2 separate regions of the Homo sapiens genome follow, and region 2 is linked to region 1. The links are chromatin loops, found by intact Hi-C in ENCODE. Cell type or tissue: ascending aorta. All regions are shown on one strand. Links, peaks and the distances in the headings refer to the core of each region. The heading gives the core; the rest is flanking DNA. Region 1 overlaps VIM-AS1 (VIM antisense RNA 1). Region 2 overlaps TRDMT1 (tRNA aspartic acid methyltransferase 1).

What was found. A loop is a pair of places that touch in the nucleus more often than their neighbours do. Peaks named below come from ENCODE experiments on the same cell type or tissue, not always from the same donor. Only the 100,000 strongest peaks of a DNase experiment are listed, where the experiment ranks them.
Region 2: it touches region 1 in a loop (2.7-fold over the local background); 3 of 110 quality-filtered maps call a loop at or near these places.

The regions. Positions count from the first base shown.
Region 1 is chr10:17,213,977-17,216,781 of GRCh38, forward strand. VIM-AS1 (VIM antisense RNA 1) reads right to left here. Exons shown (of 3, transcript NR_108061.1): 2 at 2,191-2,298; 3 at 263-1,388. Among named protein-coding and RNA genes, the nearest start is that of VIM, 13 kb to the right of the region's middle. In ascending aorta, for the core only: no CTCF peak of the experiment used is centred there; DNase peaks (open chromatin) are centred at 1,325 and 1,641; H3K4me3 peaks cover 1,146 bases; H3K27ac peaks cover 2,500 bases.
Region 2 is chr10:17,150,735-17,153,539 of GRCh38, forward strand. TRDMT1 (tRNA aspartic acid methyltransferase 1) reads right to left here. Exons shown (of 11, transcript NM_004412.7): 10 at 2,773-2,805. Among named protein-coding and RNA genes, the nearest start is that of CUBN, 22 kb to the left of the region's middle. In ascending aorta, for the core only: no CTCF peak of the experiment used is centred there; no DNase peak of the experiment used is centred there; H3K4me3 peaks cover 834 bases; H3K27ac peaks cover 2,138 bases.

The DNA of each region.
Region 1 (2,805 bases), core at 4-2,503:
GAAGTGCTAAAATTATAGGCATGAGCCACCAGACTTGCTTTCTTTAATAAAACAGAGCTCTCAAAAAAATGGATCTCCCCCATCTCATGAGAAAATTGAAACATTCCACTGAAGGAGAATTAACAGAAAAGTAAACATAGCTACTTTTTGTAATCAGAAAACTTGCTGATGTATACTCTTATTCCAAACCCCTGGATGATGTCATTATGTCAACAGTCCTTTAGGATTCCTCAACCCAGACATAAAATAACAGTCAGAGCACTAGCATATCCAAAAATGGTATTGCTTTATTTTTTAAAAATATATTTCTTTTTTGAAATATCAATCGAATCAATTTTATTCTCACAACAATCCTGAGTAAATATTTTTAAAAAATATATTTTTTGAGGAAACAGATTAAAAGCTTTAAAAAATGTGATTCACTGAAAATCAAATAGTGAATACATGATAGAGTCAGCACTAAAAAGGCAGATATATCAAAGAGAGACTGAAATAAGCAACTCATTTTTTGCATCGACTTCGAAACACCTCTTTACCATCAGTGTTTGTAATAATCATTCTTGATCTTTATACTTCACATTTCTTGGTAATCCAAATGCTTCATAAATTCTCTTACACATCCTGAATCTCTTGCTTCATTCAGCGAGATAATTCCTGGTGAGCAGGAATGCATATGGTTTTCAGATGTAGAAACTGGGATCTCCAGAGACAAACAAGTTGGCCATGGCAATGGGATACAATAATCTTATAGGATTTTACAAACCTGATTTGAAGTTTTGTCCTAATATGGAAAGGTATGCCTTTTCTCACTAGAGAGATTATTCTAGAATTTTAGAGCCATACCAACATATTTCACGGTAACCTAGTGATCTGGATTGCCCCTCTCTGAGAAAGCAAAGATTCTGCAAGCAATTAGTCCTTCAAATCAAATTCCTGGCTTTTACAAACTGCTTCTCTTTTGAATTCCAAAAGTTAACTAATTCTTTTCTATCTATTCTTCATTTCCTCATAAGCGAACACTCACCAGTTTCCCCATTTTCCAACCCTATGGTTTTCTTATTCTACGTGGCCACAGACAGGAACAATTCACTAGCACAGTGGTTCTCAGAATCACCTGGTAAGTCTTGTAAAAACACAAATTGCTGGGCCCCACGTACTCCCAGAGTTTCACATTCAGTTGGTCTAAAGTGGGGCCTAACAGTTGGAATTTCTAACAAATTATCCGGTGATGCTGATGCTACAGGTCTGAGTAGCACATTTGGAAAATCACTTCACTAGTACACCCCCGACGTGTTGTCCTGATGGATCCTTCCAAAAAATTGTTCAGATGCCAAGGCTTGTGAATCGCACACATGGTACTCAATGCCTGGGCCTCACATCGAAGGCTTCTATATTGAGAAGAAAAGAAATATTTGTCATGACTCATTGCCTTTTTCAAGCTGTTCCAGCTACAAAATTAAAACCAGAAAAGGACTCAATTGAAAGCAAAATAAAAACAGCTCAAGTAACACTGTCCAAATTTTGAGACTTATGGCATGATTTCTGGAATTAGGACAAAAGGTATACTAGTGATTCAGGTAAATCCTTGGCTGACCACACTGGAAGCTGGCATCTCCAAGGCTCCCGACAAACCCTGGAACCCAAGCCAAGTTGCTCCTGCACTACCCCAGAAGCCAGCTCAGGTCCTTGGCTTGTGGCTTGCTTTTTCTGTCAACAGTAAGTTCTTCCATAAAGCTCTCCAAACACATTAGCAACCTATAACTCTTTTAATTAACTAATTTTTCTACAACTTCTCAGCTATTTTTAACACAGAAAAAAATGTCAATTGTCAAGAAATAAATGCTGTTGGGCCATCAAGCAGGTAGGCTGTAAATCTGAACCGAGAACCTAGCCAATGAATTTCCTTAGGATTTCTTCCTTTTGTAATAGCAACACTCAGTGGAGATTTTAATTCCATTTTTCATATATTTGGGGAAAAAATACGGCATTTTATGTCATAGCATAAAATTCTTCAGCATTCCATTTTAGTTATTAAATAATGACTAGTATTTGAAACAGCACTGTTACATTAAGTAAAAAAAAATTGGCAAGAAATGTCAACTTAGACATTTAATAAGATAATAGTTCTGCTTAGAAAATGAGGTGTTAGTTCTGCCTTTAACGTATCAACATATTGTAGGAAATACTGACCTTTTATTCTGATCACCACGAGTCCATTAAATTTCAAAATGTGGGACAGCCAATACATAATATACTACTAAGTAATAAATCTATGTCATCCAAAGGGAGCTTTGCTGTCTGAGTCCAAAAAAAAAGAAAACAGAAGCATAATGGTAAGGTTACTGAACACTCAGGTCTTGAAATAAGTCATTCTGTTATGAGCATGAGTCACCAAAACTACTTCCTTAGTGATAAAAGTTGCCTAAGTAACATCAATGCCTCCCTATGCTAAGAAGGATATGGGCAGTGTGTTGGGTTTCAGACCCACTAGTCATAGTCATTTCCTTTACTTAATTGCTAACTGCCCTTCCTGGCTGTAGTTTGGGGCCTGTGTTTTAGGTAGTAACCCAGCAACTAGTTATTATGCTATATTTTATCAAGGAGAACAAAACAGTAAATTTTGTATTTCCATGGATTTCAGAGTAAAAGTCAATGTTATTTCACCAAGGCCCTCTGACTTAAGGGAGTTATTGTGAAACTGTTCAACTAGGTCTCAATGTGGCCACATCATTATGCAAGACTCAAAGGCAAAATATTTAACAGAGAAAAGAGGAGCAGATTGGGAGCCCTCTGAGAGGAAGGGAG
Region 2 (2,805 bases), core at 210-2,709, 63 kb before region 1:
ACATTTTATTAACTGCAATAAAATAACAGCAATTACTGTTGCAATTAAACATGATCATAAAGTTTCTATTCTAAAGATAATATCTTAGGTAAGCACATTATTTATCTAAAATTATTTACTTCAAAGTAGCCAGAGGTACAAATGTACCTACAAACAGGCTTTTAGACTATCCCAGAGATGATCTTTTGCAATATTACAATTACCTCAGAAGGAAAGAAAGGTTTGAAAACAAATAAGTAAGATTCGTACAAATTATATCTATGTGTGTGTGCATGTGTGTGTGTGTGCGTGCATCTGTGCATATTTCTTTAAATCTAAATTATTAGGTTGGTGCAAAAGCATTGCAGTTTTTGCCACTGAAAGTAAAGCATCTGTGCATATTTCTTTAAATCTAAACTATTAGGTTGGCACAAAAGTAATTGAAGTTTTTGCCACTGAAAGTGATGGCAAATTACTTTTCTACCAATCTAACAATTTGTGAAAAAAATGACATAATTTTTTAAGTTAAAAGACAACTTTTAAAAAACTTAGATACATTAAAAATAACAATAATAATCCTCAAAAACAAAGAAACATGGGATGAACAAGGTCAAGATATCAGCTTTCACCCGTAAGGACAGGTTAGTGTTTTTCTTCAAAAGCCCGCTACCGCAGAATACACACCACCAGTCACAGAACCAGGACAGAGGGTTTGGAAGGATCAATGCAGATCCATCATTGCCAGTAGACAAACAGCTCAAACAATGCCCATTTTTGGACCCAGGGTCAATAATGTTGGAAACACACATGAGGGACAGTTGTGTCACGGTGCTGCTCAGTGGTGACATCAGGGTAAGCTCAACTCCAAAAACATATCACGTATTTTAGAAGGAGGTTCAGTAATTTCAAAGGCTGTTTTTCTAAGTATTATACATATATATTCAAAGAGCTTTGAAAAATTCTATTTCACCAACTTAAAATTTTAAAAAATGAGAAAAATATTTATGAAATAAAGATTATAAAAGTAAATACATGGCTCATTCTAAAAATGAAAGCTAAAACAAATTTTACATTATGTCTCAGATATTAGATAAGAATTTCATAAACATTGACTCATTTAACTATCACAATAACTCTATGAAGCAGGAGTTATGATCATCCTCATTTTACAGAGAAGTAAACTAAAGAAGGGAACGGTTAAGGTGGGGCTGGGATATGAAATCATTCAGTCTGACTCTGGGCTCTGTGCTCCTTACCAAGGTTCAGTATTACCAAAGTGACTACTGCCCTTTGAAAACAAAAAAGCACTGAAGAAAAGCTGAGGAATTCATTTTAATTGAATAGTTAATCTCTTTTCTGTCTTCAAGAGTATGTCTGATTGCTCATCTGAAAAAAGGAAAAAAAAATAGTAGCTAGGAAAGCAGACTAGGAATGAGAATTCTTAAGTCTAATTCTCAGCTCTTCTATTTGTTTTGTAATGCTGTCACTCGTTTTGTGACATAAACTACAAGGAAAGTTTGTGTTTTTCTTAAACAACACTCCCCAGGATATTTGGGACAAAAATGAGATCACCAAGAAAGAGGCAGGGAGTACAAAATAAAACTGGTTGCTGCGACTACACTCAGAGAATCAATTACCAAGAGAGTAGTCAAATTATATTGGCAGTTTGTTCCCTATGTACAAAATGGTTGTGTTCCAAAACCTCAGCTTAAATCCATTATTTAGAATTTGAAACACGATCTATTAAACCCATTATTTATTTGAGGGATAGTGCCATATTAATATTACAAAAGTATTGGACTTAACAAAGTTTGACTTTTCTGCATTCAAACTCTCAAGAGTCCTCAAAAGCACATTTCCTCCTTCTCTAGCCAGGGAAGCATTCGAGGGACGTGAGTCTTCCTCCCAGCCCATCAGCCAGGTACTGGGAGCATGCCCACCCCAGGCCTAAGAAACCCACAGCCTCCTCAGAGCTGAGAGCACTGGCCCCGGTAGTGGGATCAGGGAGATGGGCTGGGGCATCTCTGAGAAGGCCAAAGCAGTGTGTCCAATCTCTTCAGAGCACCAATCCCTGGACTTCTTGGACTGCCAATGGAATTAGGCCTTTGACTTTCTCACTCTACAACTAAATCTTCCCATTTGTTCTTGAGATTCCTTGCTGTAGATCCCCAATCTTTCATTAACTCTGTGTCAATTCATCTCCTGTGTCAATTTCATCTTCTGAGTCCCCCTTTCATTCCATTATGAAAGCTCCTTCCTAGACAGCCTCTCCACCTCCTCTTTCTCCACCTACCCCTTGTAGGGAAGGATAGGGGCACACAGCTGACACAGGTGTATCTCTGAGGAGAATAAATACCAATACACCCCCACCCTTCGAAAATAATCCCTCAACTGCCTTTTAATTTATAAAAAGCCAATCGAAAGCATTCTTTCACAAGCTCTAGTGTGGGGTGATTAGGAGAGGACCTCTGGAAAAGAAAATAAGCTGGAAAGGGGATGCTATGCACAGCCATCTGTGGAAAGAGGCAAGGAGTTGCCAATGTGACCCTTCTAGCCATGCCAACCTCTGTGACCCACTACTGGAGTTAGAGAGGGGGAGAATGAGTCAGTAGAGAACCGAATGAGGCAGTTATGAGGGGAAAGAGGGCAGAAAGATGCCATAAATGGCATGATCAGGAAAGGAAAGAGGTTTCTTGAGCCCATTTGTTTAGGCAAGTCCTAGACACACAAGTCCCTAAAGATTTTTGAGAGTTTTAATACATGAAAGCTGAATTCTGCACGTATCCCACATACCGAACTCTGGAGGAAATCCAAGGAGATTTGCTA